3 separate regions of the Mus musculus genome follow, and regions 1 and 3 are each linked to region 2. A link is a loop called in an ENCODE intact Hi-C map of the cell type or tissue named here. Cell type or tissue: left cerebral cortex. All regions are shown on one strand. Each heading gives the region's core, and the rest is flanking DNA. Links, peaks and the distances in the headings are about the cores only.

The links. Hi-C counts contacts between places; a loop is a spot of excess contacts. Peaks named below come from ENCODE experiments on the same cell type or tissue, not always from the same donor. Only the 100,000 strongest peaks of a DNase experiment are listed, where the experiment ranks them.
Region 1: a loop joins it to region 2, with 2.1 times the contacts of the local background. A loop is called at or near these places in 3 of 42 quality-filtered maps.
Region 3: a loop joins it to region 2, with 3 times the contacts of the local background. A loop is called at or near these places in 4 of 42 quality-filtered maps.

Annotation. Positions count from the first base shown.
Region 1 is chr2:32,027,599-32,031,832 of GRCm38, reverse strand. It overlaps Nup214 (nucleoporin 214), which reads right to left. Exons shown (of 36, transcript NM_172268.2): 27 at 1,036-1,126; 28 at 525-583. Among named protein-coding and RNA genes, the nearest start is that of Gm13609, 12 kb to the right of the region's middle. In left cerebral cortex, for the core only: no CTCF peak of the experiment used is centred there; a DNase peak (open chromatin) is centred at 1,959; H3K27ac peaks cover 800 bases.
Region 2 is chr2:32,216,157-32,220,390 of GRCm38, reverse strand. It overlaps Prrc2b (proline-rich coiled-coil 2B), which reads right to left. Exons shown (of 32, transcript NM_001159634.1): 17 at 4,158-4,234; 18 at 3,634-3,779; 19 at 3,056-3,194; 20 at 1,632-1,714; 21 at 986-1,174; 22 at 654-851; 23 at 215-301. Among named protein-coding and RNA genes, the nearest start is that of Gm22192, 3.7 kb to the left of the region's middle. In left cerebral cortex, for the core only: no CTCF peak of the experiment used is centred there; DNase peaks (open chromatin) are centred at 1,657, 2,097 and 2,399; H3K27ac peaks cover 1,072 bases.
Region 3 is chr2:32,003,140-32,007,373 of GRCm38, reverse strand. It overlaps Nup214 (nucleoporin 214), which reads right to left. Exons shown (of 36, transcript NM_172268.2): 17 at 2,903-3,061; 18 at 582-685. Among named protein-coding and RNA genes, the nearest start is that of Gm13609, 12 kb to the left of the region's middle. In left cerebral cortex, for the core only: no CTCF peak of the experiment used is centred there; no DNase peak of the experiment used is centred there.

The DNA.
Region 1 (4,234 bases), core at 906-3,405, 190 kb after region 2:
GTTAACATTAGAATGTTACAGCAAATGAAGCTTTGAGAAGCAAGTCTTTTTCCTCTTTATAGTTATGTAAACAGATCTCTTTCACAACAAGTTCTTTTAAAAAAATTATTGCATTAAAATATTTTATTTGTGTTGTTTGCATGTTACAGACAATGTGCAGGCAGAGGATGACTTCAGTGGTCAGTTCTCTCCTTCTACCACGTGGGTCCCAGGAATGACACTGAGATGCTTGGCCTCGTCCAGGTGCTGAGCCTTTTCAGCAGCCCCACATCAAGCTCTGGGTTACACACTCTGCTACTGCCCTGCTGCTATGAACTCAAGCCAGGGTGTCCTGTGTGCTGGAAGGTGCCCCACCACCAAGCCACTCTCAGCCCTCCAACATGTCTCTGATGTACATCATCACTACCAACCTGACTGTACCAACTGAAGAAGAGCCACAAGTTACAAAGAAAGCACACAGTCACGTACAGCACTTCTCCCATGAGGGGAACACAAGAGAACACTATGCAACACAGGGACTGTACCTGGTGTGGCAGTGAAACTAGAAGATGGGGTTGGTGTGATTGTCCCAAAAGTAAAGGTCCTGAGGAGTGGAAAAAGAAGTTAAAATGGAGCAAACTTAACACAGCATCAGCTTTTAAATATTCCTCCTTATAATTCATTCATACAATATGCCCTTGAAGAATTTACAACTAGAGATCAGCACTTAGGAGGCAGAGGCAGGCGGATTTCTGAGTTTAAGGCCAGCCTGGTCTACAGAATGAGTTCCAGGACAGCCAGGGCTACACAGAGAAACCCTGTCTGGGAAAACCAAAAAATAAAAGAAAAAAGAAAACACCTGGTGTGCTACACCCAATGACCTACAGAAGGGAACAAACTTTCTCTGCCAAACAAAAAGAGGCTTAGGCTTAAAAACAGTAGATATAATAACCCTGAACCACAAAACAGAAACAGTTAAAACACTGTGGATGGACTGGCACAGCTGTGAGAGCTCAGGACTTTCATGGATCTGGCTGATAGTGACTTAGCACTGACCCTGGGGAGGCGAATGAGAAAGGCTTGTTGAGCTGTCCTGCAGCAGATGGAGTCGAGGTCGCAGCGGACTCTGTCTTGGCTGTCCCTTGACCTGAAATGGACAAAATAAGGACATTCCAAAAGTCACTTAGGAGTGCTGTTCTGTAATTCCCTACAGCTTAGACTGTGTGCTGTTGCCCAGAGCCACAGCCCCAGTTTTTGGGACCTCCAGTGTATCTTGTGACAAGCCTTAAGTCGAGGGAAGCTGGTGTGTCACCTTGTGCTCAAGGTCTCTCAGTCTTGCTCTTTGGTTCTGTCAAGGCATGGCACACTCTCCTTTCCAGAAAAGTCAGCAAAACAGTCTCCGTGCAGCCTAACTCCAGAGCTGAGCATACCAATCCTCTACATCAACTGACTGGCAGATGCTTTCCATATACACAGGGACAAAATCCCAAGATAAGCAAGCTGATACAGTGAGCATTTCTAAGCAGTGGCCTCAGAGTTATCTATACATTTCTGCCTTTTCCATAGGTTTTACTTTCTTTTTTTTGAAATTCAGAAAATACGTTTTCTTTCTTTCTCTTTTTCTCTCTCTCTTTTTCTTTCTTTCCTTCCTTCCTTCCTAACCTATAGAGGTAACAGACACTTGCTACACATGATCACTCTAGACACAGACACTAAGCGGACACTGACTATCCACCCCATGTTAATTAAGCTTCACTCCGTACTGAAATGCAGTGTGGGTTGTAGAAAGATGCTCAGTGCAGGTTTGTCCATAACTAACGTATAAGAAGCTCTCAACTGTCAGCAGAGTGCTGCTCAGACGCAATCCCAGGCAGCTATTACATAAACGAGTAAGGTGATCTGCCAGGAAGAGGAATAGATGTTCAAGTGTGATGGGGCTGGAAGGGTGGGGAAGCAGTCTCCAGCACACAGTAAATGCCTGGTAGTGTTTCATACAATGCAGTGGGCAGGGGAGACAGATGGCCCAGCAGGGAAAGGAAGCTGCTGTCAGGACTGAGAGCCAGAGCTGGATTCCAGGGCCCCATCTGGTGAAATGACAGGAGGTAACTTGTGCAGGATGCCCCTCCTGTGGATGTCAGGTGACTTCCTGACAGGAGCACAGTGGTATGCACAACCCTCCTACTACATAATGTAACAATTCTAATGAGCAGCAAACAAAAGACCTCAAGATATCTGTCTGTCTATCTGTCTATCAAATTCTTGTTTGTTTGTTTGTGTTTTTTCAAGACAGGGTTTCTTTGTGTAGCCCTGGCTGTCCTGGGACTCACTCTAGACCAGGCTGACCTCAAACTCACAGAAAGCTCCTGCCCTCTGCTTCTGGAATGCTGGGATCATACCATTCTTTTTTTTTTTTTTTTTTTACATTTTCTTTTTTTTTTTTTAAGATTTATTTATTTATTTATTACATGTAAGTACACTGTAACTGTCTTCAGACCCTCCAGAAGAGGGAGTCAGATCTCATTACGGATGGTTGTGAGCCACCATGTGGTTGCTGGGATTTGAACTTCGGACCTTCGGAAGAGCAGTCGGGTGCTCTTACCCACTGAGCCATCTCACCAGCCCGGATCATACCATTCTTAAGGGCACCTTTAAAACTGATTCCCAGGGCAGCTTTCACTTTTAACATGTTGTACTTTTACACTGATATTTTTGCATATAACCATGTCATGATCAGTAAAACAAGATTTATTTTCCCCCCAGACAGGGGTTTGTGTTACTGTGGCTGACCTGGAACTCACTACGTAGTCCAGGCTGGACTTGAACTCACTATGCAGAACAGGCCAGATTTGAACTCACAGAGACCTGCCTGCCTTGCTGGGAATAAAGGTGTATGCTGCCATCACCCGGCCACAATTACGTATTCCTATAACTAATGAGTAAGAGAGTTATTCTACAGGTTCCAGAAATACACATACAATGAGAGAGGAGAGGAGGGAGGGAGAGGGTGAGGGTGGGGGTGGGGAGAGAGAGAGAGAGAAGGGGAAGGGGAAGGAAGGAGGAGGGGGGAGAGAGAGCGCTCATGAGAGAAATATAGGTATGGTGACTCATGCCTTTAACCCTTCACTTGGGAAGTTGAAGCAGGAGGATTGCTGTAAGCTCAAAGGCAAGGCTAGCCTGAGTTATAGTGAGCCAGATATATTGAGTTACAGGTTAGCCTGAGCTACCATGTGGGACTTTATCTGAAATGAAAAGAAAAGGTTTCAGCAATGAACAGTTTTCAGGGATGTTTCCAGCCTCAAAGAGAAAAGCTCTCTTAAGCCTTGGTCACCTGCAAGGGAAGGCAGCAGTGAACAGTGAGGGGCTGAGACAGGCCTGCCACAAAGGCCTTCAGAGAAGTAAGATCGTGCCTTTTGAAACTTTAAAAAAAAAACAACCTAAATGACTCAAGTCTTTGCTGAACCCACTAAATTTGTCTTGGCCTATAGTGGTGAGTGTGGGGTGCACATAAGGAACACTTAGAGCTTCAATTAGGTTCTGCATGATGTAGAAAGGAGGTGCCTGACTGACTGACTGACTGGTGGCCATTATGTGAAGTGGGCAGCTGCTGGGTGCCGCTCAGCCTCTGAATCTGCTGTCAGATGGAAATGAAAATAAAAGTTAGACACAGAGTTGTGGTGTGCAGAACTAAGTGAGCACAGACTGTTCAGTGGAAGCCGTGGGTGCCCCCTCCCCCCAGCGGCTACGGGAGATCACCGGCAAACACTGAGAGATGCTCATGGATAGGCTTCCAGTGGCTAGGTACTGGGAAGCAACAGAGTCCTTAGCGAGCGTGGAATGCTTGACAGGTCCTGGACATGTCAAAGGGAAAGGTCTAAGTGTGAATGCTGATAGTTTGTGCAGAAGACACCCACTGTCGCTTTCCCCACACCCCTACTCACAGCCTGGAGACTGCTCCCTACAGAGACCGCTCCCACCAGGCTTAGCAAGCCTGTCTCTCCCTCTCTGTTCCTGCAAGTGTGTATAATAAACACGCTGAGTTCCCAGGATGCTGTGGCTGGCCCATCTGACCCCAGTTTTTCTCATTTCCTCGACAGTCCTGTCAAGTCATTCCCTGGAGAAGCACAACCTTAGCAATTTATCCTATGGTCAAAACACTTCCAGCTACTGTAAAAACTAACTTAATTAAAAATATTTATGCTTCAGTTTGCTGGCAAGTCTGCGAAGCTATAAAACCTTGTATGATTAGCCTACCTAA
Region 2 (4,234 bases), core at 1,141-3,640:
AGAGTCTGGGGGTGGGGTGGTGGTGCTTGCTCTGGGCTCCCTCCCTAGGGAGAGCAGTCTGCCCCACAGCTAGCACAGCATGGAGACTGGAGCTAAAGCAAGCCAAGTGACCCAGTCCTTAAGAGCACTGATATCACCTCCAGCCAAAGGTCCCCAAGCCAGAGCTGCCAGCATGGGTGCACGGGCAGAGCCAGAGGAGGACAGGCCAACTTACATTACTAGCCAAGACGTCCTGAAGCTTGGCCACTGGATTCCCTACAGGACCAGAAACAGACCCGGGTGGCAGGCTGAAATCAGAGTCCTGGAAGAGAAGGGGGCACAGCACCTGAGCCTCGGGCCAGCTCACCTGCCCCCGCGCCCACATCAACCAGTGTCCACGATGCACTGGCCAGAGCCACAGGAGAGGGAAATGACCACACACAAGAACGGAAGCCACCTGACTTGTCTCCCCCACCCTCTGGCTGGCCTTTGAGCCCAGCTGTACCCACTGGTGCCACAAAGCAATCCAATAAAACCTGCCCACCCCTGCCTCTGTCCTAACATTCTCCGCAAAAGAGCAGAGTGCTCAGCTCCCAGCTTCCCTTTCCTCTTTAGGAGACAACCCTAAGAGTTCATCCAAGTCCAAGAGAGAAAGGAGACAAAGCGAAGCTCACTTTTGGACTGACTCCGAACTCAATGGGCGGCACCGGCAGCACGGAGTCCACGTGAATCTCCACCCCATTAACAGGCGGGACAACGGCCCCTGGCAGCCGCTCGGCCCCCTCAGAGCCCTTTCTGTTTTTCAGAGACCGCTCGTTGCCGATGGGTCCTGGTCTGTGCTCCTTGCTCTGTGCAGAGCCTTGTTCTGAGTCCTTGTGGAAAAGCAGAAGGGCTGAGACACACACACATACTTCCAGGCACCCTTGGCATCTCGGGAGACAAGACAGAGACGGAAGGGCCTCTTCTGCCCAGGCCCTGGCCTCCGTGCAGGGGACTGGTAGGTTACCTTGTGCTCCGCCTGCTTCTGAGCTTGGTCCTTGTGGCTGTCGGCCTTAGATTCCGCCAGGCCAGGCCCGCTAATTTCCTCAGGCTTGAGAGTGCCATATGGGGAACTGCGCTGTGAGGAGGTCGCAGACGACTCCCGAGACTCAGCACTCAAGTCAACGCCACTATCTCCCTGGCTGCTCTTAAACCCCTGCTGTGCAGAACACAAAATGGGTTAGATCCCTGACCCCAAACTGCAAAGCACTAGCATCCAGGAGGCAGCCTCTGGACAGCACAGGCCAGCTTTCCTCCCCACCACTGACCTCCACTCCAAAGTCCAGACCTGCCCTCGTGATAGTGGCCCATGGCACACACCAAGTGTAATGAATGCGCCAATTCTATGTAAGCTCATGACCACTAGACACTGCATGGATCTAAGAAGGCCACCAAACTCATTTTATTCAGAGCACACAGGTGCCAGGCAATAGCAGCTCAAAGGTGACTCTTACGCCAGCTCCCCAGCTAAGAGTCTCCCTTGTCTCTCTGCTCCTACAGGCACCACACAGAAAGCAGAGGCCAAAGCTAAAGAGGGTGATAAGCTAGGGACCACAGTAGGGCACCCTGTGCAAGCCCAGCTGCCAGGAAGGGTGTTGGGTAGTGGCACTCACCTCTGAGGTGCCAGGCTCAGTACTGCTGAAGGCAGTGACAGCTGTCCTCCATGAGTCACTGGCGGCGCCCTGCACAGGGAGGGCTGACAAGGAAGGGAGGCAAGAGTCAGGGCATCAATGGGGGACAAGCAGTCTGGGAAGACAGGAGCCTGTAAGTTCCTTTCCACTGCAGTGACCACCAACTGAAAAGACGAGTTGATGGAACACCCTTACCCCACCCCACCCCAACCCCGCCTTGTAGGGCACAGAGCTCCGAAGACCGAGATTTGTGACTAAATCTGACATACAGGCACTAATGTGAGAGCTTCTTCCAACAGCCAGCCTCCTCAGACAGGATCTTATGTAGCTCTGGCTGACCTGGAACTCCCATGATCCTCCTGTCTCTGCCTCCTGAGTGCTGAGGTGAGAGGCCAGTGCCAGAACACTGAGTCATACTCTGGTTGGCCTCAATAGAATTCTCAGTCCTCTTAGGCCAACACTCTCCTGCACTGAAACCGGGAGCGAGCAGCTACTTCAAGCCTTGAATGATCCAGGAAGGCACAGCTCAATTAAGTGAGCAGCCTACAGAACTCCCCCAGCACCCAAAGCCAATGAGGCAGACCCAGAAGACATATGGACAGGATGGAGCACACGTGAGCCCTGGTCTGAACAACTGAGACCCTTCGAAGCTGACTGCGCTTCAGCCCGGTGCCTGCTGCTGTGCCCGTTTGGCTGAGGGTTATTTCAGGCATTGGTGGTATGGTCAGAAGTGTCCTCCAGCCCCCATCGTTCATCCTTCTACCAGAGCAGGACATCACTTGAGAATTGCTGTTCTACACCAGGGCCAGAAGGATAGTGACAATTATAAAGGCACAGACGTGCAGGAATATGAGTCACCCACTGTGGCATTTGCTCTAGCCTGGGTTCAGCCTCGTCCTCGCTCTCTTAGAAGCCACAGAAAAGCTCTTGTTAACTGTGCGATCTTCTAGGCTCCCTGTTGTGCAGGCCGTGCTCACTGCAGGCCTTCAAAAAGAACTTGATCAATTGAAAGGGACATTAAAATCAAACAAAAAAGATGTAAGGAAATAGTTTTCAACTAACTTCCGTTAGTCTGAATTTTCTTCTTCCACAGAAAACAAGAGGGAGGAATTCAGAGGGCTTCTCTGTGCTGAGGAAGGGGGTCCCTTACTCCCTCCTGGCCATCTGAAACAGGGCGCCTTCCTGAGGGTGACATGGTGCAGAGGTTCTGCTAGTCTATTGGAGTAGTCCTGGGGCCAGAGATGTATCCCCCACCTGTGACTGCCGCAACAAGTCAGCTCAGCTGCTGCTCAACACTGACTCTGCTTGGGGCCCAGGAATAGGTCATGACACACTTATACTGACGGCTCAAAGGTGTGAGTCTCCGGAAAGTGCCCTGCCTCTCCTGAGGCAGGCACCCACCTCACCTTGGCTGCTGTTCTCCCAGATCTCAGTGCCCAGGCTGCTGCCAGGCACAGTCACATCTTGCTCCAGACACAGGCCGTTCTGCTTTTTAGCAAACCGAGGAGGAATCCGGGATGAAAGGCCCCGACCTTTGACAGGCACCTGCAGGGAAGAGGAGCTGATGCAGTCCCACCTTAAGCCATGACTGCATGGCTTAAGCACACTCTCCTAGGAAAGTGTCATATTACTACCCAAACCAGCTTGAGATGCCTGACCCGTGTCTTCAGAACCCCGGGCTCAGGGTGCACTGCCAGGATAGGCAGACTTGCCCCAGGAGCAGGCTGACAGACGGGGCCGAATGCAGTGTCTAGCTGCAAGCATTTCTGTCAGGGTTCCTGAGCACTGTGACCTGCAGGATCACCTAGCCAGTCTGGGGCACTAAGGGAAGAGGAAGACTAGGGGCGCTGAGGCTTATCTCTGACCTAGCCGGTCACAGTTTGGCTATTAGACCCTGGAAAAGCCAGCCTCTTTGTGACAGGTCCCAGGAGACAGTGCATGCCCGACGGAGAGTCCTCCCCTCCTCTCGGCCCGTGGTGCTTACCTGAGCAGCCTGTTCTTTTTTTCTTCTCTCCTCCTCCAGCAGGCGACGCTGCTTCTTGGTCAGGACTTCAATGAAGCCTTCACCCACCACAGAGCTTGCTTCATTCTCTTCCCCAGGGCTGGAGGCGCAGTTGTCAATGAGAGCATCTGAACCAAAGGCCACACAAAGAATAAGATGAGAATCACCCAACCGTCAACTGATGAAGTCCACTCACCAAGGAGCAATGTCACCAGTGCCTGTGGAAATCTAGACACGGTGCCCCGCCCTCCTCCTGCCCATGTGAGCAGACATTGCAAGCACAACCCACAAGTGCTCAGACAGCACCCGTGGAGATAATGGCTTTAGAGATGCAGATTCACACACCCAGGTCAGTCTCTTGCTAGCCATGTGGCCTTGGATGCCCCCCTTTAAGTCTGTGAAGTTATACAGATGTCACTGGGGCTCAGCAAGGCTGGAAGCATCATAAGACAGGAGGCTGGGTTGTTTTGCACCACCCCTCACTCCAAAGGAGAGCCCCAACTCACTTCCATAGCCCAGGTCAAACTGCTTCCGGGCCTCTTCCTGCTCACTAGCCCTCTGGGTAGGCAAAGAAACCTCTCTC
Region 3 (4,234 bases), core at 1,105-3,604, 210 kb after region 2:
CTCCAACACTTGTACCTTCCCACTGAAAACATCTGAAATGCTTTTCAATTATTTTATACGTTTGATACAAGATAAAAATCATTCAATGTAATTCCTCAAGAACATGTTATCGGTGGCAACAAAGGGTAACGTATACCTTCTTGATGTTTGGGCTTTGACAATTGAAATGCTAGACATTGAACATGTGGTATAGACACACAGAAGTCAACTGCCTTATCCCCGAGCTACTCTCAACCCTTACAAAATGCATATTCTTTTTTTTGTTTGTTTTCGAGACACGGTTTCTCTGTATAGCCCAGGCTGGCCTTGAACTCAAAGATTCATTCACCTGCCTCTGCTTCCCAAGTGCTCGCATTAAAGGCGTGCACCACCACGCCCAGTTAAAATTCAAGTTATCATTTTAAAATTCCATGCATAAGATGTGATGCAAACTCATTTATATAAATTACAACGGCCATCACTCAGGGTTTTGTAAATGATACATGTAAAGGTGAAATGGCTAAGCAGGAGGAAAGGTGCCTGTGAGATTTTTACTTGTGCTCCTACAAAAAGCGGAGGGGATAACATGTCCTCGCCCTCACCTCTGTCTCTTCTTCTGCTCCAGATGCCGATCCCACTCTAAGTCTAGGACGTCATTCACATCCTGGACAGCAAATTTCACGTACTGGTGAAGGCGGCGAATTTCCTACAAGAGAAAAATTAAAAGGCAAATGATTCATTGTTCTGGTAGCTAGCTGGGTAGCTGGGGGGAAGATGCATTAAAGTATTCAAAAATAATCTTGAAATATTTCTATATTGAGAACTGTATGAACAAGGAAAACACTAGGCTTTAATATATCCATTAAATAAAAGCCATTTAATAAAATGAAAAACGGAAATTCCATTTCTGCAGTAGTGTAACAGAGATGGAGCAGAGACTGGGGGAGAGGATGAGAGGAACAGACGCACCCACTTCCTCTCCCCTGCTGCCCCTGGGAAGGGTGGGACTTGCAGGAGCAGCCCACTATGCTCACTCACAGTGCGCCCATTTAGTTCTCCTCCCCCATTATGAAATGAACTGTCAAGTAGACAAGCTGATTCAACAATTGGTGCTGGGAATACCTCTGACCCTAGATATTCATAGCACAGAACATACAGGCCATCTCACCATTTGAGAAGCACTATTCAAAAATACACAATGCTATCCATACTGGAAGTCAACTCACCACACCTAAAACTCCAACAGGCTGCTAAGCCTGTAATAACACTCTTTCAGCTGGGGGCACAGCTAACCTTCATGGCTATACGATTTTTCACTCAAAAATTAAAAATGGAGCTAATTATTTAATCAACGAAGTATACAGGCACTGAGAACAGCCCAGGAGGCTCTTCACACATGGCACTTATCTGACTGTGGGGAAATGTATTTCACACACATTCTGAGAAAAGTGTTCTGTCTCAACCATAAAACAGAAAATGTCATTTAGAAAGAGCCAAGCTGAATCCAGGGAGGCAGCGGCCTCAAAGGCATTCAATGACCATAGAAGGCTTTCTTTCACCCACCTCAGCCATGACCTCAGGCCTGCACTAGCTGATGCCCTTTCTTCCGAACACGTGCCAACTGGGTGGAGCAGCACCTTCTTCAAAGGCAGGCTGCAACATTTTGCAGTGGCTTCCACCTTGTCATCTGTGGTCCCATGGCAATATACCCCACATGAAAATTGTACGTCCACCTTCCTGATTGTAGCACAGGGGCTAAGGGCATGGCGCAGGCTCTGTTAGTTATGAGCCGCAGTCTGCACTGCAGCACCACCCCTGCTTTGTATGTGGTAAGTGGCCAATTATATTTCCTGCAATTACCTATTTAGCATGGTCAAGAAGACAATTACTCTTTTCTCAGTGTGGAAGCTCAATGCTTTCCTCTAGGCCAGGCAACTGGAACAGAGGCAAAGGGGTTTGTGTGTGGGGCTGCAGTCTGAGAACAGCCCTGGCAAGAAATACCCACAGAGAAAGAGCAGTCAGTGATCCCAAGAGATCACTGAGACCTCTGTAAGAGCCATTCTCTCACCCTCCAGGTGCTGGGAGGACTCCTGGGCATGGGATAGAAAACCAGGAACAGAAGCCTAAGGTCTAAGTCCTCTGTATAGAGGCCCTCACCACACCCACAGACCATGTCTGAAGTGAGGAGAAGCAGGGCTGCCTACGCACCCCTCTGGACTCCATGATGAGTGGAAGGAAAAGATGACCCGTGCACACAGAGGCAAACAAAACTCAAGTAGCTAAAGAGAAATATAAGTGCTACAGCACAGCAGGTGACAGAGCTCCCAGTCCGAGGCTCTGACGGCACTATCCCCAGCGAGCATGAGCTCAGGCCAGACCTCCTTAGCTCAGGATGCACCATCTCTCTGAGGAACCAAGAGCTCTCACTGGAGAGCAGCTGCGGTCTGCATGCTGTTCTTATATTTGAGAGGGTCTTCATTTAGGAAAGCCCAGGTTGGCCTCAACTCAGCAGTCTCCTTCTCTATCTCCTGAGTGTGAGGCGTGTGCTAACACAGTGTTTCCAGCTACTTCCACAGAGGGAAATAATGTCTAAAAATACCTATAGACCGCCGGGAAAGGTGCCACAGTGATGTTATGATTTTTTCATTATTATTTCATGATTTGATTTATGAATACCTATTTTAACAAAGGACTTTATCAAACTCAAGACTTAAATCTTTAAAGTAAAAATTTTAAATTATATTTTAAAAAAGTGTACCAGTTTCTTTGCTGCAAGTAAATTTATGGAAAAGCACAGCCAGTGTTTAGCAGAAAATCAGCAGCTTCCTGAGGAGACAGCACTCATACCCACTCAAAACCACATCCACGGACTCAAGCTCACTGCTTCTGAACCCGTCTTGACAGAGAGGCTTCGCTCGCCTACCTGGAGCTGGGCCTCGCTCTTGGGATCCAGCGGTCTTTTATAAAGCAGGTGGAGATACCCAGAGTCGTGATTTCTTCCGTGCTGTTCTCTGGCTTCTTCGACCCCAGCAAAGCCCTCCAGCAAAGTTGTTTTCAGAGTACTTATGTCTCCATGAAGAGACTGGAAAAGGCCCAGAGAGGTAACAATGGAACTGCTGTATAGCCACAAACACAAACACAAAACAAGAAACCCTCTATGTAGACCCAGGAGGATAAATGCCCACTATTTAAATGGTGAAGATCTCAGTTTAAAACTTTCTTTGTCCCCATGCTCAAAACTGCTTTCCTATAGTTTCAGCTTTTGTTTTACTTTGTTTTGTTTTGTGTTGGGGGTTGTATAAACATGTTCTATCGTTTTTTTGTTGTTGTTGTTGTTTGTTTGTTTTTTTGTTTTTCGAGACAGGGTTTCTCTGTGTAGCCCTGGCTGTCCTGGAACTCACTCTGTAGACCAGGCTGGCCTTGAACTCAGAAATCTGCCTGCCTCTGCTTCCCGAGTGCTGGGATTAAAGGTGTGCGCCACTACGCCCGGCCAGTTTTCCTGGTTTTAATTACCCTTTCTCCTGTTTTTAAAACCTCAACTTCTGAAGATTGACAATGTAGAAAATAAGAGCAGAGACAGAACTCACAATCCAGCTCCATGAGGGACTTTCTCGTTCTAAGCCTGTTGTTTAGACCAGAAGACTGGAGACACATGATAATATGTCTGCCAAATCCTTTCAAAAACTCACTTGCCTTTCTTTTTCTTTTTGGTTTTTTCGAGAAAAGGGTTTCTCTGTATAGCCCTGGCTGTCCTGGAACTCACTCCTCAGACCAGGCTGGCCTTGAACTCAGAAATCCACCTGCCTCTGCCTCCCAAGTGCTAGGATCAAAGGCGTGCGCCACTACTACGCCCAGCTCACTTGCCTTCCTAAGGTACAAAATGGAGAGGGTCACAACTTCCCCCAGGCAGAAAATCTGTGAGAACTCATGAGGTGACCTTGGTAAAACACAGAGTCTGGCTTGATAAGAGTACTCAGTAACCAGAGAATAACAGTAAATAACACTCTCAGCAATAAACACTTGACATTTTGTATGTGCATGCTCCAAAATATCATTATCTTACCCTAATACCATAAAGGAAACTCTTGGAAGTATACTTAGGTTAATTTAAAAAACCTACCACCAATGTTTATGGAGTGCCTATTATGTGCTAAAGAGGTAGAGATGGAGCTCCCTCTTACAGAGGGGAATGGAAACAGACAGCTAGACAGCTCTGGTAAGCCTCAGTTCCGATAGTCTGAATTCAGGCTTTTGC